Linked DNA regions of Homo sapiens: region 2 is linked to region 1. A link is a loop called in an ENCODE intact Hi-C map of the cell type or tissue named here. Cell type or tissue: mammary epithelial cell. All regions are shown on one strand. Links, peaks and the distances in the headings refer to the core of each region. The heading gives the core; the rest is flanking DNA. Region 1 holds the start of FNDC5 (fibronectin type III domain containing 5). Region 2 overlaps NHSL3 (NHS like 3).

Evidence for each region. Hi-C counts contacts between places; a loop is a spot of excess contacts. Peaks named below come from ENCODE experiments on the same cell type or tissue, not always from the same donor. Only the 100,000 strongest peaks of a DNase experiment are listed, where the experiment ranks them.
Region 2: a loop joins it to region 1, with 12 times the contacts of the local background. A loop is called at or near these places in 9 of 110 quality-filtered maps.

What each region holds. Positions count from the first base shown.
Region 1 is chr1:32,870,555-32,882,100 of GRCh38, reverse strand. It overlaps FNDC5 (fibronectin type III domain containing 5), which reads left to right and starts at 11,189. Exons shown (of 6, transcript NM_001441683.1): 1 at 11,189-11,448. The coding sequence starts at 11,211. It overlaps LOC105378631 (a long non-coding RNA gene), which reads right to left and starts at 6,132. Exons shown (of 3, transcript XR_947160.4): 1 at 5,886-6,132; 2 at 68-202. RefSeq lists enhancers at 5,314-5,483, 8,565-9,421. In mammary epithelial cell, for the core only: a CTCF peak has its summit at 9,288 (motif pointing right); no DNase peak of the experiment used is centred there; H3K4me3 peaks cover 427 bases; H3K27me3 peaks cover 607 bases.
Region 2 is chr1:32,764,265-32,775,810 of GRCh38, reverse strand. NHSL3 (NHS like 3) reads right to left here. Exons shown (of 7, transcript NM_020888.3): 2 at 7,854-8,024; 3 at 7,694-7,749; 4 at 7,036-7,159; 5 at 6,025-6,138; 6 at 3,370-5,931; 7 at 841-2,946. The coding sequence ends at 2,924. It overlaps YARS1 (tyrosyl-tRNA synthetase 1), which reads left to right. Exons shown (of 13, transcript NM_003680.4): 13 at 1-572. Among named protein-coding and RNA genes, the nearest start is that of NHSL3, 28 kb to the right of the region's middle. RefSeq lists a silencer at 2,509-2,803 and enhancers at 5,421-6,336, 8,383-9,276, 9,277-10,169. In mammary epithelial cell, for the core only: a CTCF peak has its summit at 2,634 (motif pointing right); DNase peaks (open chromatin) are centred at 380 and 2,680; H3K27ac peaks cover 649 bases.

The DNA of each region.
Region 1 (11,546 bases), core at 6,547-11,546:
TGCGAGGTGCCTGGCATAGCGCCTGCGCCCAGTCAGTGCCCAGCTAATGTTGGCTGTCAGTACTCACAGGGCTCCACGTGGCTCCTAGGCAACCCCTGGTGTTGGGAGATCAGGAAGGCTGGGGCTGCTTGAGGTGGTCCTTCTCCAAACAGAAGTCTAGGCTTGAAGATCCTGCTGGGAGAGCCCCTGAGGCTGCTGAGCTCTGCAAGATGGAGATGGCTCCAATGGGTCCCCAAGAAGAGCCCTGACTCCTGGGTAAAAGCACCCAGTTCCATGCCAAGTCCACTGTCAGGGAGCCCAAGAGATAGAGAAAGTGCTGCATCTTAGCTGGTTCCTCAATATGAGAGTACAGATTTCCCGGGGTGACAGATCCAGGTTCAAATCCTGGCATGGCCTTTTGTCTTTTGGGGAAAGTTGGCAAAAACAACCCCTCTGGTCCATTTTCTGTAAAACCTGCCTTTCCAGCCACTTCCGGGACTTGCTGCCAGAAGCCCGCAGACACCCTGACGTAAGCCTGCCAGTGGTCACCCCATCACCTTCTCCCACAGCCTGTCCGGCCCTTGGGCCCCCTCCATCCACCAAAGGAGGCTGAGGCCCCACCCCATCTAGGACCCCTCCCTCTTCCTCACTCCCACACCTGCCTTCTTCCCAAGTCCGGCCCATTGTAGCAGAGGAGGTCTCAGGCCTGCCCTCTTCTCCACAGTGCCACTCACTTCCTGGTCATATCTGCCTGGTATTACAGCTCTGGCCTTCCCACAGCTCCCCTGCTCTGATCAGTTTCTCTAAATCTGATTACCTTCCTCCCTGCTTAATAACCTTCCATGGCTCCCTGCTGCCTACCAGAGGCTCTCTGAGACATGCCTTAACCCTCACCTTCCACCCCATCTCTTCTCCCTCTACCTTCCTTTCCCCTAATAATGTCCCACCAGCCCAGCAACCCCTGCCCCGGATGACCAGGATCTTCCCCACACCAGATGAAGGGGCTCCCTGACCCTCTCTCAGCCCTAATCTCTCCCATATGGGAGTTGGCCTTGGTGGGATGGGTGAAGTAATGCCAGCATCTGGGGTCACATCCAGGCCACACTTGCCCAGCAGAGTAGTCACTTTTCTTTTTGCTGGTGAAAGCAACTCATAGCTGGAAGGGCCTCAGGAGTTGACCAGAGAGGGACAGTGACTTGCCTGAGATCACCCAGCCAGGCCTGCCCTGTTTCTGCTCCCCTCAATTAGAAGTGGCCCCTTCACAGCCTCTGTAATCAAAACATTGAGATCTTTCTTCCATAATTCCATTGCTGGGGAGCTCAATCCTGCCACTTCTCTTGGTCTATCCTGGACGGGACCGTTTGAAAATCATTCCTGGGTCATGGCAAAGGGACCAGTCACTTCTTGGAAGTGGAGTGGAGGGCAGGAGGCTGAGTCTTCACTTCTAACTTTATATTCCCTTCTGTCTGAATGTATTAAAACCTGGACATGGAGGATATTTGAGACTTGAGTCAAAATTAAGATTTTTTTTTTTTGAGACGGAGTCTCGCTCTATTGCCCAGGCTGGAGTGCAGTGGCGCGATTTCGGCTCACTGCAAGCTCTGCCTCCTGGGTTCGTGCCATTCTCCTGACTCAGCCTCTCGAGTAGCTGGGACTACAGGTGCCCGCCATCACGCCCGGCTAATTGTTTTGTATTTTTTTTTTTTTAGTAGTGACGAGGTTTCACCGTGTTAGCCAGGATGGTCTCGATCTTCTAACCTTGTGATCTGCCTACCTTGGCCTCCCAAAGTGCTGGGATTACAGGCATGAGCCACCGTGCCCGGCCAAGATTTTTTTTTTTTTTTGACACGGAGTCTTGCACTGTCACCTGGGCTGGAGTCCAGTGATGCAATCTCAGCTCACTGCAACCTCCGCCTCCCAGGTTCAAGTGATTCTCGTGCCTCAGCCTCCCAAATAGGTGGGATTACAGGCATGCGCCACCATGCCTGGCTTCTTGGTTTTTGTTTGTTTGTTTTTTGAGATGGAGTTTTGCTCTTGTTGCCCAGGCTGGAGATGGCGTGATCTCGGCTCACCGCAACCTCTGCCTCCCAGGTGCAAGTGATTCTCCTGCCTCAGCCTCCCAAGTAGCTGGGATTACAGGCATGCACCACCACGCCCGGCTAATTTTGTACTTTGAGTAGAGACAGGGTTTCTCCATGTTGGTCAGGCTGGTCTCGAACTCCTGACCTCAGGTGATCCGCCCGCCTCCGCCTCCCAAAGTGCTGGGATTACAGGTGTGAGCCACCATGCCTGGCCTAATTTTTTGTATTTTTAGTTGAGACAGGGTTTCACTATGATGGCCAGGCTGTTCTCGAATGCCTGACCTTGTGATCCACCCGCCTCTGCCTCCCAAAGTGTTGGGATTACAGGCGTGAGCCACCAAGCCCAGCCCCAAATTAAGATTTTAAAAGAAACTTCCTCGGGCCAGGCGCGGTGGCTCACCCCTGTAATCCCAGCACTTTGAGAGACCAAGGCAGGCGGGTCACGCGGTCAGGAGATCGAGACTGGCTAACACGGTGAAACCCCGTCTCTACTAAAAATACAAAAAATCAGCCGGGCCTGGTGGCAGGTGCCTGTAGTCCCAGCTACTCGGGAGGCTGAGGCAGGAGAATGGCGTGAACCTGGGAGGCGGAGCTTGCAGTGAGCGGAGATTGTGCCACTGCACTCCAGCCTGGTAGACAGAGCGAGACTCCATCTCAAAAAAAGAAGAAAGAAACTTGGGGAAGCCGAGGCATGAGGATTGCTCTCAAAAAAAAAAAAAGAAAGAAACTTGGGGAAGCCGAGGCATGAGGATTGCTCGAGGCCAGGAGTTTGAGACCAGCCTGGGCAGCATGGTGAGACCCCATCTCTACAAAAAAAAAATTTTTTTAATTAGCTGGGTGTGTAATCAGGAGGCTGAGCCAGGAGGATTGTTGAGCCCGGGAAATGGAGGTTGCAGTGAGCGAGACCCTGTCTCTAAATAAATAAGTGAAATAAAAATTAAAAAGTGCCCCCTAAACCGGGATTTGCCTCCCAGAAGCCTTCCAGCGGCCCAGCTCTGCTGGGGTTGTCCAGGCTGAACGCTGCATCCACTGCCCATAGCCCTGGGGGATTCTCCTCCCAGCCTGCTCCTCATGACCCAGAAAAGTGGTTGGAATTCCCAGCCACCTGTGTGGTGTGGCTCTGGGGGCGGAGGGACTGTGCATGTAGCTGAGCCTTGCCTCCCTTGCAGAGCTGCTGTGGGGAACCTACAAGACACTGTGGAGGGTAGTGCATGTGAAGGAGGCTGCTCCGTGACACTTCAGGGCTCTGGGATACACATTCACACAGCTTTGCCGGCAGGTGCCCTAGTGAGAGGAAAGGTCACACCCCAGCTCTAGACTGCTGCTGGCACCCCAGTTCCCTCCCTGAGACTATGCATGGGGTTAGAGCCAGAGGCAAGCTAGAACCCAGCTCTGTCTCCGAGCTCTTTCCAGTGGGCCAGGCTTCCTTGGAGGAGTGAGAAGACTTCCCAGAGGGTCCAGGGGTACCCAGAGTTCCAGAACCCCACCCGGAGTCCGAGGTTGCCCTATCCCAGGAACCCTGTGCTCCCAATTTGTCTCCCTCCCTGGGAAGACCAGGCCAGCTCTCATTCCTGGCACCTTAGGATCTACCGGAGGCTGAGGATTGCCTCATTGTTTCCATAGTAACAGTGAACAGCAGGGCCTCCTGAATCACTGCTGGGAGACTGCACTGGTACCTGCAAGTATGCATTTGCCCCAGGAATGCCTGGGATGGGGCAGCCTTTGGTGCATGCACACAAGCATATGCACACCTTTGCACACATGCACATCCAATGCACACCCCTTCCTCCTCCCAAACACACACACACACCCTTGCAAATGCAGGCACGGGCATGGCGCTTCAAGCCCTGGCCCGCTGACCCAGAAGTGGGTCAGAACATCATCCTGCCTGACATAACCCACTCCCACAGCCACCCTGGCCCACTCAGATGCAGAGAGCATCTCGGGGAAATGAGGGACTTGCACTTTATAATAATACCCACTGCAACATTTATAGATACTTAGCACGTGCCAGGTCCTGCGCTTTCCTCTTCACATGTAACATCTCCTGTGTTCCCCAAACACCACGCTGGGATGGATGCCAGGAGAGTGATTTGCCAGAGGTCACACTGTAGTGCGGGGCTGAGCCAATGTGTGAGCCCAAACTGTTTGGCTCCAAGCCTTGGACTCTTGCCTTCCTCACCAGACCCCTTGATGCCAGACCCATAAGCACTCACCCCGGGACCCACAAACACAGATGGGTGTGTCTGGCAGCAGGTGGGACCAGAGCCAACTAGAATGCCAGCATTCCTGGGCTTGTCACTCTGGGCCATCATATTCCCTCTTCAGCCTCCAGCCATTCCTGGGTCGGAGGTATGAGGGGAGGTTTAGACAACACAGGGATTTTTTCTTTCACTTATTTCTTCCCAGTGTGCAGAAAAGGAACTTTGAGCAGCAAGAACAAGACCCACTGAGAATCTCCTGCCTGGGAAGCCACCCGGGTTCCCTTCCCTTCCAGCAAAGGGATGAGTCCAGCTGCTGGATCTGTCCTCCAGCCTTCTCTGAGACCTCTCATGCAGACTTTTAACAAAGGGGCCTGAGGCCAGAGGCTGGGCCAGCTGCATCATCCTGAGCGGGGAGTTGGGTGGGCCAGGTAGGGGGATGGCTTCCAGGAGGCAATTTTCAGCAAAAGGATGGTCTGGCAGTGTTGCCAGGAAGGCAGCAATGCCCCTCACTAGAGGCATCCCAGGTTGGCAGGCACTGGATACACCCTGGTGAGGAAATTTGAGACAAGCAATGACCGAGTCCCTGCAACATCCTCGTCATCATCTTTGTCGTCATCGTAGCTACCACTGATTGGACACACTTTGTGTCAGGCGCTTTAAGATATGATACAACTGCCACTACTGCTAATAAAAATGGCAGCTGCTAGGAACTCAGCCCTTATGTGGCTGATCTTCATTGACTCCTCACAGAACCCTATGAGGCAGGCACTATTGTTAGGCCCATTTATAGATGGGGAAACTGCGGCTCAGAGAGGTTCAGAGACATGTTTACAGGCAGAGGCAGCAAGATGCAGGCTCTACCTGGCTGCTGCGTCTGTGGTCGGCTCGCCTGGGAGTTGACCTCCTGAGAGCTAAGCAGCAGGCAAGGCAGCCTCTGCCAGCCGGGGCCTCCTCCTGGGGCTGTTCCTGCGCTGGGGCAATGTGGGCTTCACTGTGGCTGAGGTGGCGCCCTCTGCTGGCTGTGCCCAGGCTGTGCAGAGCCACGAGGGAGGTCCTCCGTGGACTTGGGTTGTGGGAGGTGGACCGACCCTGGAGACTCAGGGTCAGACCTTCACTGCGGATGGCCGCTGTTCGCCAGTGAGAACAGATGCCAAGGTCACTCCGGCAGTCTGGGGCTGAGCTGAGGAGTGAACGTAAAGGCAGTCTTCACTCCCAGGCTTTTGTCCTTCTACCCCTCTCTCATCTTCCCCTAGCTGCCTCCACCTCTTCCACTGCCTTCCACTCTGAGCCTCTAAAATGGGGCCTCTGGCCCCACTGTTTCTGAGGAATCTGGGTGACTGGTGTGCAGCTGAGAATCTGTCTCCAAAGGCAAAGCCAGGGTCCAGGCTTTGAGGCCTGGAGCTGCCACTGACTGGCTTTGTGATACTGGGTGAGATTCTCAACCTCTCTGAGTGCTGTTGGATGGGAGCCTTCCTGTGTAGACTCTGAAGAACTGAAGAGATTTGAGGAGGTCTCCTTTACCCGATTAGAAGGCTCTATTCTGCCGCTCCTCCTTCTCCCTTCCCCCCTCCCCGTCCTCCTCCCTCCCCATCCCCCCCACCCCCCGCCCCCGTCCTCCTACCTCTTTCTTTCTCTCTTCCTCTTCTCCACCCCTGACCAGAGGAGGCATTTTAGGCTCAGAAAGCTAGAGTTACTTGGCCCTATGTCACCCAGCCAGGGGTTTCTGGCTTCAGAATCTGGACTTTGGAGGGCTGACCTCTGCCCTGCTTCCTTTTCATCTCCTCCTATATGTCTGATCCATCAGCTCCTCCTGCAAAAAAAAAAACAAAAACAAACAAAAAAAAAACATCCCAAATCCTCCATCGACTTCTCTCTCTGTCCCCTGCCACCACCCAGGCCAACACTGCATCCTTTCTGGCCGTGAGACCGCAGCACCCTCCTTGCTTCCTCACAGGGCACCTGGCCCCCCACTCCTGTTCTCTGCCATCCAGCCTGCACACTGGAGCGGGCAAAGTGAGCCTTTTAAAATGCAAATCACATCCCATCTCATCTCCCCTCGAAGCTTCCCATTGTGAGTGGGATCAACCTAACCTCCCTTCCACACCTGGAGGCATGTGTTATCCAATCCCACCTGCCCTCACTGCCTCCTTCTTGCTTATAAAGCTCCAGGCTCACTGGCTTCTTTCTGTTTCCCCAACATGCAAGCTTGCTCCTGCCCCAGGGCCTTGGTACTTGCTCTTCTGGGGCTGGAGCTCCCTTCCTGTGCTGTGTGCTGCTGCCTCCTTTGCCTTCAGGTGTCAGTTCAGGTGACTCCCCCTCAGCCCACACCATGTAACGTCGCCCCACCCAGCCACTCTCCACCACATGACTTCATTGTTTTCATAGCCACTCTCGGTCTCTGAAGATATTTCATTTGGTCATCAGCTCACTTGTTTATTGCTTTTCTCTCCCCCTGGAATATGAGATTCACATGGGGCAGGGACCCTGTTGTCTTGGTCACAGCTGTGATGCTGCTGGCAGTTAGTAGGTGCTCAATAAATGTTTGTTGAATAAATAAAGCCCTTCCTAGCCCCAGCTTCTCTTGCAAGCTCAGAACAATCTTTCCAATCTAGTTCTACTTTTCCTGCTCCCAATGTCACAGCTCAGAGCCTACAGCAAACGCCCACATAAACATTCTGCCTCTCCTGCTTTCCCTCCACAGAAACACTCCACTTTTCCAGACCTCAGGGCTAATGATTCCTCTTTCCCTCTGTTTCTTTCCTCTCACTTGGCTAACTTCCACCTGACTGTCAGTACTTATTAAGCTCAAGCATCACCTCTTCCCAGAAGCCCTTCCTGCTTTCCTCTCAAGTTAATTACCTTTTCTGTCCCTGTAGGCCCCAGGTGCCTCCTATTCCAGAAGGCAGTCCCCTCTTTGTATTTTAAGAGCATCTCTCTCCTCTTCCCCGGCCATGAGAACTCCCTAAGGACTAGGACCAGTCTGGTTCATCACTATGTCCTCAGCACCACCAGCACTCAGGAAATACTAAACTGGCCTGACTTCATCATTGCCATGATGGGGATTTTGAGGATTAGAGAGGCTAGATCAGTGTCTCCCAGCTGTATGACCCATGGCAAGCCCCTTCTTCTCTTCAAGCCTCAGTTTCCTCATCTGTAAAATGGGTATAATTCCAACTCCTCTGAGGATTCAAAGAGTCTTCCCTTATGTACATAATGTGTCAGCACGGGAAAAGTGTTGGGTGAGTAGGGGGTCCCTTGTCTTGGCCCTGGGATTAGCAACTGCCTCTGTGAGCAATAAGTCCCCTTGAGCCCTTCAGGGAAGGAGATTGATGTGATGTCCTCTGGTGAGCCCTGAGCCCTGGATCCTTGTCCTCAGAGGTCCTTAGAGGTGAGGGGATACGGTAGGCAGACTGGATCAAGCCCTCAACTTGCAGCCGCATAATTTAATTTGAGACATGTCTCTATAGTTCACTGGCTGTGTGACACAGGGCAAGTCCCCTTACCTCTCTGATCCTCAGCTTCCTGATATGGAATGGAAGTTAATGACACATACCAGCCTAAGACTCAAAATAACATGGATAAAGTCCGGGCGCGGTGGCTCACGCCTGTAATCCCAGCACTTTAGGAGGCTGAGGTGGGTGGATCACCTGAGATCAGGAGTTCGAGACCAGCCTGGCCAACATGATGAAACCCCGTCTCTACTAAAAATAAAAAAATTAGCCAGGCATGGTGGTGGGCACCTGTAGTCCCAGCTACTCAGGAGGCTGAGGCAGGACAATCACTTGAACCTGGGGAGCAGAGATTGCAGCAAGCCAAGATCACGCCACTGCACTCCAGCCTGGGCAAAAGAATGAAACTCCGTCTCAAAATAAAATAAAACAATAACATGGATAAAGTAGGTGCTCAATTATTATATCCCCAAAGCAACTCCTGACCTCCTGATTCTTCCTGTGATTTGCAGGGCGGGTGAGGGGTGTCTAGTGACCATCCTTGACTGGGGCCATGACCATCCTAGGCTATAAAAAGGAAACTTCCTATTCTAAATGGGTACCCGGGGCTGGCTTGGGCACCTGCAGCCTGAGTTAGGTGCTGAGACTCTGGACACGCAGGAGGGTCCAAATGCTGGTGACCCCATTAGGTGTCAATGTGTAAGTGACCGGCCAGCCCTCAAGGGGGTCTCTGTGGAGTCCTCCAAATGAAGCCCAGTGAGTGCAGCTTGGGAGGACAGAGGCGCACCCTTAGTCCCTACCCAGGTCCTCATGGTTTCACTCATTCTTTCACTGCTGTGTTTCCAGAATATTACACAGGGCCTGGTCCATAATAGGTGCTCAATAAACATATGATGGAAGAATGATTTTTTTTCCATACAGTCAACAATCATTTAATGAGCCCCAACTGCATCGTAAGCCTTGCGCTAAGGGATGGGGTACATAAAGTGGCTGGGTTTTTTTGAGATGGAGTCTTTCTCTGTCACCCAGGCTGGAATGCAGTGGTGTGCTCAGCTCACTGAAACCTCTGCATCCCAGGTTCAAATGATTCTCATGCCTCAGCCTCCAGAGTAGCTGGGATTACAGGCACACACCACCATGCCCGGCTAATTTTGTATTTTTAGTAGAGACGGGGTTTCACCATGTTGGCCAGGCTGGTCTCGAACTCCTGACCTCAGGTGATCCACCCACCTCGGACTCCCACAGTGCTGGGATTACAGGCGTGAGCCAGCGCCCTGGCCTGCAGTGGCTGCTTCTGACAGCTCCCTCCCAAGTTCACCCAGGGCTCCACTAAATCCTCCCAGCCAGCTCTCACTGGCTGCCAGATTCCAGGCACCAGGGCTTTCCCCAGAATTAAGGCCCAAGCACCCCATGCATCATGAGGACTGAGAAGGCTGTACCCCCACAGTCACAACTCTCCAAATCCTCCAAGCCCCCTCCTTCAGCCGCCTTCTCTCTCAAGCCCTCAGGCACTGCCATCTCCTCCCTCCCAATGCCCTACATCTATCTAGGTTTTACCCAAAGAGGCCAGCAGATGGCGCCAAGGTTCCCCTTTCCCCAGCGCTGGACTGGAGGCCAAGACCCCACCAGGACCCTCCCTCCTTTTCTCCCCTGCAGGGACGGGAGTAGATTCTGTGTCCTCTAACTGAACCCTCTCCTTCCTGCTGGTTCCTGTGCTGGAGGCCTGAAGAGGCTCCAGTTGCTCCTGCGGGCCTCCTGGTTGTCTTCCTGTCTGATGGATGGGGGGTGGGGGGTCCCTAGGGGCTAAGCTGCAGCTGGTGGGGCGGGGCCGGGTGGGGTGGGGCAGGCAGCAGCTGCGGGGAGAAAGAGAGAGAAGATAATAAGGGGAGAGAAAGAGAAAGAGAGCAAAGAGAAAAGAGAGAGAGAGGTGCTCTGGCTCCGGGGCTCTTCTCCCAAACGGGTCGAGGTCCCAGCTGAGGCTCTCCCAGGACAAGGTATGTGGCGGGGGAAATGATAGGGCTGGGCAGTGTCACCCTGCCGAGTGGGGCAGGTCTGGGGGCACTGAGGGGATGGGCAGGAAAATTCTGCTGCTCAACAAGAGCCCCTAAGCTCGCTTCCATCTCACCCCTTCCAAGGTGACCAAGGAGGAACACAGGGCCAGCGAAGGAGTCCTGGGTGGGCATAAGGAGAGGAGGGTTGTCTATCGCTCCTCTTGACCCACTGTGTGAATCTGCACCAAGCTCTTCCCATCGGTAGACCTCACTTCCTTAATGTAAAACCAGGGGGATGGAGAGGAAGACCCTGAAGACGTTTCTGTGGCAGAACTTTGCAAGACGTCTCCTTTCCAAAGAAAATTAGCCCTTCCAGGGCTTCTGGAAAACCTTTAAGACCCAAAGGAATGCCCCGCTAGTAGTGGAATTTCGGATAGTCGTGGGAGGGGGCTCAGGGGTTCTTGCTGAGACAAAAGGCCCTGAGCCCTGGTCCATGCCTCTCTCCTCCACCTTGTTTCTCTGGCTGAGATGAGGGAAGGGGGCTGGAGCCACTCCCCTTCTCAGAGATGCTCTTAGAGATTGCTGCAGACTGTTTTCTGGCTGGGGAGGAGCTGGCCCCGGCCAATTCTAGAGTCTCACGAATCTCCGGATGGGTGAAGTCACTCTGGGTGGGGAGACAGTTCAGTTAAGCACAGCTTTGGGAGTCAGATCAGCCTGTGTTCAAATCCTGGCTCTGCTGCGGGTCCCTGGACAAGTCAAGTAGCCTGTCCAAGCTGCAGGCTCCTCCTGTGCAAAGTGTGCAGAGTATGACTTTACAGGGTTGCCCTGAGAATTAAGCCACATAATGCAAAGAAAGCTCAGCATAGTATCTGGCCCCTGGTAGACGCTCATTACTGCCCTCACTATGGGGATGAAAATGAAGGAAAAGGACTGGCCTGGGGTCACAGAGCTGGACTCTCCAGTGAGACAGAGCAGCCTCTTCCCAACCCCACTGGAAACACGGAGCCCTAGTGTCCACTTAGCACTCTCTGCTCACCCCAGCCTTACTGTGATCTCTCCCCTCTGCTCCCGTCTGCCCCAGCCGCAAGGCCTCGGGTCTACCGTGGAATGAGGGGATCCCTAGGCCCAGGGAAGGGAGGCGCGCTTAGGGGTGGGGGCACAAACGGGCATCTCGGTGGCACTTGTCCTCTCTCTACCCTGGGAAAGGGCAGAAAGCGGCAGCCAAGTCAGGGCTGTGCACGGGAGAGAGAGTGACCGCGGCGGGGGCGCGGAGAACCCCGCTGGGCTCCCGCTCGGTGAGAGGGCGGGAGCCGTGGGTCCGCGAAGCCCCTTCCTCCCCGGCAGAGGACCTAATAGGCAGCGGGGGCGGGAGTGGGGGCGCCCTCCGGTCCTCACCCCGCCCCCGCACCTCTCCCCGCAGCGGGGGCGCCCCGCCCCCCGGGCGCCCGACGTGGACGCGGCCGCCGCCACCGCCGCCGCGCGGGAGTCGCTGTCCGCGGAGCCGACATGCAGGCGGCTCGGGGCGGCGCAGGGCGGCCGGAGCGGCCGGGCCGGCCGGGCCGGGGGCCGGAGCGCGAGCGCGAGCGGCCGCCGGGCGCCGGAGCCGCGTCCCCCTGCGCCGCCCCGGGCCTGCCGGCCGGAGGAGCCACCATACACCCCGGGTCGCCGAGCGCCTGGCCGCCCCGCGCCCGCGCCGCGCTCCGCCTGTGGCTGGGCTGCGTCTGCTTCGCGCTGGTGCAGGCGGGTAAGGGGGCCCGGGGCGGGGGGCCGGCGCCGGGGCAGGCTCCTCTCGAGCCCAGCTACCTGGGAGTCCCCTGGTCCTTTCTCTGCCCCCTAGGGACT
Region 2 (11,546 bases), core at 103-5,102, 100 kb after region 1:
GATCATCCTGTCTGGCTGCAGTGAGAGACCAACCCCTAACAAGGGCTGGGCCACAGCAGGGAGTCCAGCCCTACCTTCTTCCCTTGGCAGCTGGAGAAATCTGGTTTCAATATAACTCATTTAAAAATTTATGCCACAGTCCTTATAATTGGAAAAATACTGGTGCCCAGGTTTTCTTGGAGTTATCCAAGCAGCTGCGCCCCTAGCTGGGATCTGGTACCTGGACTAGGCTAATTACAGCTTCTCCCCAACAGGAAACTGTGGGATTTGAAAAGGAAAGGGAAGGGAAAACAGAGAACCTAGTGGTCTACCAAGTGGTTGGCAACTTTCCCAATGTCTGCTTACTCTGAGGCTTGGCACTGGGGGCCAGGGCCTGCCCCAGGGCTCCTGGAATTTCCCTTGATCCAGCTAGGCTGGGACACTCCCTAAATCAGCTGCGTGTTGTTAGCATCAGGCAGAATGAATGGCAGAGAGTGATTCTGTCTTCATAGAGGGTGGGGTACTTCTCCATAAGGCATCTCAGTCAAATCCCCATCACTGTCATAAATTCAAATAAAATGTCTGAACAAGGGTGTCTGGATGTGAGCTGGACCATCTCAGGAGAGAACACAAGTGTGAGGCAGCTGCTGGCCCCTCACCTAGTCTGGGGTTCCTTTACCCTGTAATGGGGGGTGGGGGGTAGAAGATGGACAAGACACCTTAACAGTCCCTTTGGCAGTACTAGGCAGAAGAGGCCCATACTTGGGTCCAATGTGTGCAGCAGGCAAAACATTTTCCCTTCTAAATGTGGGCCCAGACCACTGCCCTGTCCCCCCCACATTAAGAAGCAGTAGCCACAGCCAAGTTTCAATCATTTAATTAACATCTTTAAATGAAACACAGTTTTCTTCATGTGTCTCACTCAGGCTTCAGGGCAGAGGGAATGGATTTTTAGACATATCAAAGACTCAAAAATTTAAAGAAATATATATATGTATATATATACTTCTAACATTTTATGGAAATTAAAAATCAGAGGCTTTTGGTCTCTCCATTTACTCTAGGTCAAGCTCATTTACCCCAGAGGACAAAGAAGGGCTGCCTCTTCTAGACCCTCCCTTCTCCTTTGTCCTCTGTCCCACCCAGCAGGGAAACAAGCTCAGAAGATCCTAACAGGATAGAGTTCCAGTAATGTTGGAGGAGGGAGAGGGAAAGAGAAGTCAGGTTCTCTCCCACCTCCAGCCATTCCCAGGTTGCTGCCAGGGCCTGGTTTCATGCAGCTTTGACCCAGTCCTGGATCCTAGGGGGTGGGGTAGATCAGGAGCTCTGAGCAGAACAGTGCTCACTGATTATCCTCTTTCCCCAACTCAGTGGGCAGGTGCAGCGTACACCCAGCAGCACTCTCCACTGCCCACAGGCAAGGGAAGAATATTGATTGATTAGCTACAAGGAGAAGACAGTAGTGACTAGTGGAAAACACCCTGGAGAGGGCCAGAGGAACCTGGCTCTCACCACATCCCCTCTGTTCCCAGCCTTGGTGAGGGGGCGGGGAGGTCATGTCAACCTCTCTCCTTGGTGGTGAAGCTAAAAGCAAGGTTCCTTGCCAGACTCAAGCCCAAGTCACTGTTAAGGAAAGAGGATCAAGAAAGAAGCGGTGGCCCTGGGGGGCAGCCACGCTGCTGTGGACCCACAGGGGCCAATGGGGAAGCCAGCTTGCCTAGACAGGTGGCACAGGCTGAAAATAGAAAGGTTAACATTCCCGGAGAGTACAGTAAGAGAGGCTGATACCTAGGGGACCACCACCCAGCCTGCCCTAGAAGCACTGGGTGCCCCTCATTGACTAGAGAAGACTTGAGTAAAATGCACCTGTGGCTTCCCATCCTTGTCACTCAGCGTTAGCTGCCCCCAGTGGAACCACCTGTGCTGAAAGGCAGCTGCAGAAAGGACATGCACCGAAATGAGGAGAGAGAAAGGTCAGAGAATGAAGTGTGGAGGGCCAGGCCTGGGCCCACTGCTCAAGGAAGCTCCCCCCCTCCAGATGCTCCCTTCCATCCACCTCCTCAGTGCTTGCTCAGCCCAAAGGCTCCTGCCTCTGAAGTGCTGGGGGCCCACCCACCCCAGTGTGGTCAAGGAGGCAAGGGGCAGGTGCTTGACACTGCCAAGTGCCCCGAGATGACTCTACTGCTCACCCATTTCTTTGGGCCCTGGCAGTCTCCTACTTGTCCCCAGCATGGAGCACCTGGCAGAACTGGAAGGCAGGAGGGTGGTTGGTGAGTTGAGGCACAGGAAGGCCAATCCCCTCTGCACCTTTTGTGCTTTGGAATTCCACAGCCCCACACCTGCCCCCAGCCTAGAGAAGCCTGTGGGAACACAATGACTTGGCCACCTTCAGGAACCAAGAGGAGTAAACTGGACTGGGCAGGAGGGCACAGACTGGTCCCAAGCTATGGGCTGACTGCCGGGGATGGATTCTGCTGCCATGTAAACAGGCCCTTGGAATGCAACTTCCTGGGCCCTGGAGGATGGCCATGCAGCCACTTTTCAAAAGTGCTTTGATTCTGGACTATAGTATGTGCATGGTTTGGACATGAAAAAAAATGAAACTCAGGTGAGGTGTCCTGCTCCCAACTCTGCAGCCTCAGGGCCAGCAGGGGGCGCAGCCACCCTCTCCCGCCAGCTACCCACTTCAAGATGAGGCTAAGGCCAAGACTGAAGCGGCAACTGCCAGAGGTGAACCCATTCGGGAAAAGGCATGAGCGCAGGATGACTCTGAGGACAGGAGCAACACCAGGCTTGCATAAGTATCGAAGGCCGTGGAGGTTAAGGCTGCAGGCGCCCTCTCTATTAGGTTGTGTCTGCTGTATCCTCTCGTCCTTGGAGCTGCTCGGGTCCCTGAGATTGTGTTTCTGGGATGGGTCAGCAGTGCCAGTGAGGTGCCTGGTGGTCAGGCCAGCTCTTTCTGTGAGTCTGGGGGAGAAAAATAAGAGACACTTAGCAAGGGGCCTCCTGGCTTGGTTCTGGCACTAGGAGCCCAACAAAGCATACCCTCACCCAACCTTCTTACCGCTTTGATTTACTGACAGTGCCCGCAGCACTGGGCTGGACACCCTACACATGTTCAGACACTATAATGTAGGTGTCACTGCCCCACACTTTACAATGTAGCTAGGAAGGGTAGGGAAAGAGGCAAAGTTGGAATTCAAACACAGTAGGCCTGACACTCACACACCATTCTCCTCTGGGCCCCAGCAAGGGTGACAGCTTGCCCTTCCCAGGCATTCTCAGACCAGAAAAGTTAAAGATCCAAGAACAAATCCCCCATGGCGGGACTTCAGATTCCTACTTCCCATCATCAGCAATGGGACCTCACCCTAGCACTGCCCACTGTACCTGAGCCCGGGAGGCCCATCTTCTCCTCTGGGCCCACCAGCTGCAGGACACCTCCATTCTCCGCCAGCTCCCTCTTAGTCCTGTCCTGGGTGTGAGGGAGCCCATTGGTGGGAGGAGCAGTAAGGGGCTCAGCTCGAGGGTAACTGGGGGAGGCGGGTGGGGGGACTCCCACAGACGGCTTGCGGGCCACAGGTGGGGGAGCCTTAGGTGACTTCTTTGGGGCCTGGGGTGGCCGCTGCTCTGAGATGCTCCGGAGTTCTGCCACCAGATTCCGCTGGAGGTCAGCCTGGGTCTCAGGGGACACGGGCCGCTCCAGCTGCAGCTTCCTAGAGCCCTTGGAGAAGATGAAACTGGCCGTTGAGGCAGGGGACTGGGGAGGCCGTGGCTCTGCCTCAGGCGGTCCGTTGGGCTGAGCACTTGAGAGGCCTTCACTGGCGGCCAGGCTGCAGGCCTTGAGTCGGACCGCAGCATGGAGCCCTGAGGAGGGGGCAGGCACTGGGCTGGCCCGCCCTGACAGGGCCCTTCGCAGTGGTTTCTGGGGGGCCGATGGCCCCAGTGCTGGGGTGGGAGCCCCTCCTGGAGCACCCACGGAGCGCAGCCGCACCATCTGCAGGAGCGAGGGCGTGACCAGGGGCGCACCTACGTCCTCCCTGGGAGGCCCACCACCCTTGCTACAGCCCACCGGTTCCTTCTGAGGGAGCTTGGCCACATGCCCTGGGGCGGAACTAGCAGGAGCTGGGGCTGGCGGAGCTGGAGGAGGGTCTGGGCTACCCGGGGGCTGAATCTGCAAAGCAGTAGCTGAGGAGGACGAAGCAGCCGGGGAGCTGACAAGCTCTGGGGAGCCTGAAGGGCCTGCAGGCTCAGGGCTGGCCACAGAGAAAAAAGCCTCCTCTGGTGGGGGGAAGTCAGCCATGGACAGGTCCTGCTCCTCAGGGGCAGGGGGTGGGGGAGGGGGCCAGTTGGGATCTTGGAGGGGCTCCTCAGCAGTCTCTGAGGCAGATGGTGCCTCCACAACCACCTCTGGCTTCTTAGTGGGTGGTGGGGGTGGATGATAAGATGGGGGTGGGGAAGGTGGGGGTGACTGGTCTTTGGAGATGACAGGAGACTCCTGCAGTGGAGTCAAGGTTGTCTGGGGAGTGGGAGGGGACTGAGGACTGGCGTCAGTGGTAGAAACAGGCCCAGGAACCACAGCAGGGGCGGCTAGAGCAGGGGCAGCTGGGTTAGGGCTCCTGGGCTTGGAGGGAGGTGGGGAGAAGGGGGCAGGCACCTTGGGGTGAGGAGGTATGACAAACCTGTCACCCAGGGGGGTCAATATCTGTGGCCCAGAGCGGTCTGAGGGGGCTGGGTCAGAGGAGGAGGAACATAAAGACGTGAGGGAAGAGGAGACGGAGGCCCCAGGGGAGCGAAGAGACGTGACACGCTCTGGTTTAGGGGGCTGGGCCTTGCCTGGGGAAGCAGGGGGACCTGCCAGGCCCTTGGGAGGGAGGGTGGGAGTACCACTTTGGCTCGAGTATCCACTGGAGGGCGAAAGTGTCCGTTCTGGGGACCGTGGGGGGCGCCGGGAACCACCCGGAGACAAGCCAGGTACCCAGCTGTTGGCTGGGTTGGGTGGACAGGGTGCTGCCCCCGCCCCTTCTGAGCCACCAGTGGTGGGTGGCCGAGGCAGCTGGGGCTGCTGCTTACGCTCAGGCTTAGGGGGCAACCCTAATGGCCCATCAGGCACTGCTAAGCCCCGCTGATGGAGGGAGTGGGTCCGGCGGGGAGGGGGTGGAGGCCGCTTCAGCTTACGCAGGGACACACTCCGGCCAGACAACTGCCCACTGCTCCGAATGCTGAGTGTGTCTGAGGCCTCAGCAGTGCTGCCCCCACTGGGAGAGCCCCTCCCACTGCCTCCCTGGGGAGGGGGTACCACGCTATTGCTAGCCGTAGAGCTCTCCGGCTGGCCCTCAGAGCCACCCTTAGAGGAGAGGGTGGAACCGTCAGACACAATGGTGTCGGAGGATTGAGAGTGGCTCCAGGTGTCACTGGAGGAGGATGGGTGGCGGCTGCGGGGCTGTGGGCTGGAGACGGAGGAGAAGCGCCCCAGCGAGCGGACTGAGGCTGGGCTGGCCGAGTGCAGGCTGCAGCGGCTTAGTGTGCGCAGGCTGCAGCGGCCTAGGGCCACCACGTCCACTGTAGGCGGCAGCACAGCATGTGGAATCAACTTCGACAGGTAGGTGGCCTGGGGGGAGATGGACATGGCCGGGCTCAGGGGCTCTGCAGGCCCTGCCCCTCCTGTCAATCCAGGCACTGCTAGGGACATGGGCCGGGTCAATGGTGGGGCCCGGGTACCCGTGGACCGGCCAACAAAGGTGTCATCCCGGTAGACACGGTCAATGTGGCGCTGCAGCATGGCCTCTGTCTCAGCGCCAGCCTCCGCCTCCGCCTCCAGCGCCTGCAGGGACACCCGGGCCCCCATCCCTGAGGTGCCTCGGGGGCGGCCGTCCACTGTGGGGATGCGTACGGCATCCCGTGCACCAGGAGCCCGGGGCGTGCCTGGTGCCTCACGCTCATTCCTCAGGCCTGGAAGGGACAGGGAGGAGGTGGGGTCAGCAGAGAGGGGATGACCAAGGCTCCCCACCCACCCCACCACTGCCCTCCTAACCCAGGCCTCACCAAGCTCCTTCTGCACATGCTGCGGGAGTCCCAGCACAGTGCTCCGCCGCTCCCGCCGACGCCGCCCTGACTTTCCAGATTTGGGAAATGAGTCATGGGGTCGGAAGGTGGAGCCTGGGGGCCAGTCGTGGGAGAAAAACTGTTAGAGCAAAGGACTCCAGGCACATTCTGCAGGGCACTACTTTTGTAATAAGAGCTCTGCGAGAAATGGTTTCCACAGTCAAGTAGGTATGGGCAAGGCTAGGTTAAACAAAGCTAGAGGCTTCTTTCTGTAAGACTAAGGCTACTAAGTCAATGATGGTAATTTCCCTTTAGTGATAGCTTACTATTTAGTAAACATATTATTACGTGTTAGTCGTCATTCTAAACATTTGGCATTCATTCCAATAGGGTACTTATCCTCATTTTTATAGAACATCAAACAGAAGTTCAGAGAGGTTAAGGGTTTTCCCAAGGTCACACAGCTGGCACTAGTTAGTTACACCAGGCTTCCAACAGTTAAGATTTTCTAACTCTTTTTTTATTTTTTTTTTGAGATGGAGTCTCACACTGTCGACCAGGCTGGAGTGCAGTGGTGCAATCTCGGCTCACTGCAAGCTCCACCTCCTGGGTTCACGCCATTCTCCTGCCTCAGCCTCCCAAGTAGCTGGGACTACAGGCACCCGCCATCAGGCAAGGCTAATTTTTTGTATTTTTAGTAGAGACGGGGTTTCATTCACCGTGTTAGCCAGGATGGTCTCGATCTCCTGACCTCGTGACCCGCCCACCTCGACCTCCCAAAGTGCTGGGATTACAGGCGTGAGCCACCGCACCCGGCCGCCAAGATTTTCTAACTCTTAACTGCTTTATAGTTAGTGTGTATCACGAATGTGCAAGAGGACACAGGGTACTGTGTTTCCCGAATTCATTGAATCAGAGAGCCTGGTGAAACACTGGATAAGGAGGAAAAGAAGCTACAGATGCTGGGACCCAATGGAGCCCACTGTCCCTCTCCCCTGCCCATGAATCCACCTTTGCGCTGGATCATCTCCGAGCGGATGGAGAGCGCGTCCTCTGCTGTGGAGCTCTCAGCCACGTAGGATGTGGTCTGACTGCAGAAGGAGATGTTGTCTTCATCCGGCCCCGTCCGGGAGGACTATCAGGGTAGAAGGAGATCTGGGTGGGGCTGTCTCCTCAAGGCTCCCCATTGGAACTTTTTTTTGAGACAAATCCAGCTCAGGCTGGAGTGCAGTAGCGAAATCTTGGCTCACCACAACCTCCGCCTCCCAAGTTCAAGCGATTATCCTGCCTCAGCCTCTCAAGCAGCTGGGATTATAGGTACCCTCCCACCATGCCTGGCTAATTTTTGTATTTCTAGTAGAGACAGGGTTTCACCACTTTGGCCAGGCTGGTCTCAAAATCCTGACCTCAAGTGATCCGCCCACCTCAGCGTCCCAAAGTGCTGGGGTTACAGGTGTAAGCCACCTCGCCCAGCCTCCCACTCGAACTTTTGAGTCACAGATCCCCTCCAGCATCACCTAGCACTGAGCAACCCTGAACTAGCCCTCAGGGTTCATTTAGTGTAGCCCTTTGTGATAAAGAAACTGAGACCCAGAAATGTTCCAAGACATCCTTGCCAGGGGTCAAGCAGGTAGAGAAGAGTCAGGACTGAGCTGGAGGCAGGGCTCACCTGGATACTCTGGGTGTCTCCATGGTCCCAGCCACCCTTGTTCAGTTTCTGTTTCTCTGGAAGACACCAGAAGGGTCTGTTGGGTTAGGCCCCTGACCTTGACAGCTGACAGTGCAGCACTGGAGGGAGGAGAGGGGAGGGGAGTGGAGAGGAAGCTTACCTTGGTGTTGTAGGGAGCGGAGCCCCTCCTGGGCCTGAGTGTGCAGCTCTTCCAGGTGGGGGGGTCGCCCACTGGGAAAGAAGACGTTGTCCTGGTGCTCATCCACTGCAGACCCTGGCCCCTGGCCAGGCCCTACACTTAGATGTTTGTCATTCTCAGCCTTGGCAGAGCCTAGTAGGAGGGAGGAGGAAGGGAAATGAGGTAAAGGCATCTGGGCCCTGCAGGGGCACAGGTCTCACGGCAAGGGCAGTCATGGTCCCCAGACTGCACACGGCCATTGCATATACAAGCAATGCCCCCTTCCCCAGTCTGGACACATAACCCACAGTTCTGGAGTAAACACTCAACACACACAGCCCCCATATACACAAACTACACCCAAGTGTACATAAATCTGAGTACCCACACCACACAAAGGGCCCCATATAAGGCCCCACACACAGGGCACACAGGTACACAGGTCTACTGTGTACGTACACAGCACTCACAGATGTCATTCATGTATATAAACAAAGGGCATCCGAGTATAAACACACATAGGTACACACACCAAGCACACCCAGCCCGCACGTAAACACACAACACCCACAGTCCCTGCTCTGTATATACACAAACAGTAACCAAGTATACACACGACTATGTACTCACACGTCACTCAGAGCCCCACAAAAAACATCCCGAGTATACACATAGCCCATAGTAAATACATTGCTCTCGCCTCCATACCCAAAACCCCACTTCACAGGAAAACAAACCACTCTTTTCATGCCACCACTTGAACCAGGTCCAGGAAGAAGATATCACGGGAAATCAGGAAGGAGAGACAGCTGGCATGAGTTACAACCATATTCCCAGAAAATCCTAGGGGGGATGCAGACCAAGGAGATAGCCTCCTGGGTCCCCTACTCACCCATGTGGCTGCCCCTTAGTGGAAGGATGGGCAGGGGAGGGGAGAAGAAAGACCCAGGCCCCTCCACCCGCCCAAGGGAGCTCCAGTCTCTCTTGGGGAAATAGTCCCAGGTATCCCCCTCTCCTGGAGGCCCTGGCCCTGGCCCTGGCCCCTGTTGCAGAGGAGCCAGGGATCCATTACAAAGGATCCTGTTACAAGCCCCGCCTGTGGAGGGGCTGGCCATCTAATCCTGGGGATGGGGGGCTGTGTCAGCACTTTGCAGCCCCAGCCCCCCCTTTAAATGAAACCCACAACATAAGCAAAAGCGCTGGAAGGGTCATGTGACCTTGGTAACACCTTATAAAGGGACGGGAACAAAACAAGCCCTTTAAAGGGCCATGCTCCAGGAGCAGGGTCTTCAGTTCAGAAACCTGCCTTTCCTCCTCCCTCAGCCCATTCGTCAACAGCCAGAGCTCCTGCCCTAGGGAGTCTGCAGGAATCCCACAGGTCAGAGCTAGGAGGCCCCCAACAGATCCAACCAGACCAGTGCCCGAGATCCCCAGATTTTACAAGTGGGGAAACGGTTCAAAGGGGCAAGGCCTTGCCTAAGGTCACCCAGCAGTAGGAGTCAGACTGACCCTGGACTCAACTCCAGGTTCCCAGAGGGGACTCCCGGATCACACTCAGAGTAGGGGCCCCCAACCCTCAAAAGTCCAATAAACTCTTGTCCCTATGTCTTAATCCAGGTCTGAAAGCCCAATTCCTAGGAGAAGGAAGGAGGAACAGGCCCCTCCCTCCAAAACTTCTCCATTCCCAGGCCTCTAAACAGGATTTCACTGAGCAGGCTTCCCAACTTCCAGTGGTACTACTCTCCTCTCTTCTGGGCCGCCCACGTCCCATCCTCCCCGGCACACTAGGAAAGGCTAGTACATCTTGACTGGGAGGCTGTACCCAGTAAAGTGTGGGTACCCCGGCAGGGAGGCAAGTCTCACGGGAGGGCTGCAGGCTTCAAGGTCAGAGACACCTGGATCCATCCTCCCAACCCACAAGCAGGGCCCAGACAAAGGCAGCAACAAAGCGGCTGGACAAAAGCACAGCCGGATGGGAGATTCTGGCCTCATTATCAGCCCCCAGCCCCACCCCATTACTTTTGCCCAGCCTTGATTCCTCATTCTACATAAGGGTCTGGGAAAGGGAGGCATCGAGCATCCCTCCCCTCCCCCCAAGCCACACCCACTCACCCTTCTTCTTAAACAGCCCTAGGAGCGCCGGGAGGCGGCGGCCAACGAACACCACCATGACTGCGGGCGCCACTCGAGACGTTCCCTATCCCACCCTGCCTCTCCAGAGCAGAGCGCGGGGCGTACCTTCACTGTAACCCAGCACTATGGGGATGCGAGCCCTCCCGCCCCGCCGCAGAGCACCGGCTCCAGACAGAGGAGGGGGAGGGGCTGCTCTCCATGTCCTCCTCCCACCTTCGCCACTGATCCCGCCCATCTGCCGACCCCACCCCTTAAATGGGGTGCAGGGGCACAGAAAGGCAACTGAGGCCAGGAGTCCGTGGGTGCTCTGCTCCAGTAGAGTATGATTAGGAGGACCGAAGATACTCAATCCAGCAGCAGATCACTCACCCTGCCTGCAAGTCCAGAGTTAAGGCAGGGGTCCCAGCTGCCAGATGGTAGGTGGAGGGGCTACCAGACTAGACTTGGCAGGGTGCCCACCTGCAAGCCTCCTGGCTGCCTAGCGTAATTCCCTGGGGAAAGAGCTCGGAGCCTGCAGCAGCCAGGCAGGAGCCCAGAGCTGCTAGTGGGATGGCAAGGCTGTGGGCAGAGGCCCCCAGAGGGGCAGGGGCCAGTCCCAGGACACAGTCCTGGGAAGCCAGGGAGATGCCCAGAGCAGAACCACAGTGGCTGGCAGTACAGCCCCTCATACATAGGTTCAGCCCCACACTTTCCAAAGGACTTTCTTCCTACTTTGGCAATGTGACATCAGAAGCCCAGAGAAACACAGTAAACTCTCCAAGATCACACTTAATCTTGCAGAGGCTAGACTTCAAAGCAGACCTCCTTCTCCCCTAGCCTGGAATTCTTCACATTGGCCCCACGCTGTCAGTGATTCTGTCCTGGATCACCAGGCAGGGAGAACAGAATTAGCCAAGAAACAGTCCATGGGTGAAGGCAGTAAAAAAGGAGGTGAGGTGGAGAAGTACTGGAAAAGAAGTCAGGTCGAGGTTCAAATCCAGCTCCATCACACAAGTCACGATCTCATATGAAAATAAGGCTAATAACTCCTCTTTTTAAGATTGCTGTGGCTCACGCCTGTAATCCCAGCATTTTGGGAGGCCAAGGTGGGCAGATCACTTGAGGTCAGGAATTCGAGATCAGCCTGGCCCAACATGGTGAAACCCTGTCTCTACTAAAATTAAAATTAAAAATTAGCTTGGTGTGGTGGTGCATGCCTGTAATCTCAGCTACTCGGGAGGCCGAGGCAGGAGAATCTCTTGAACCTGGGAGCCGAAGACTGCAGTGAGCCAAGATCCCACCACTGCACTCCAGCCTGGATGACAGAGCAAGACTCCATTTCAAAAAAAAAAAAAAGAAAAAAACAAGATGGTTGTATCCATTCACTTGATCAGCAAACATGTGTTAACCTAGTACTAGGGACTATAGTTAATGGAGAAGAACTTTATCTTGTTCACCAGTTTATCCCCAGAGGCTAAATCAGTGCCTGGAACATGTTATGAGTTGAGTTCAAAAAATATTTGATGAATACATGGATGAGGTAAACTAACAATGTAATTTTGG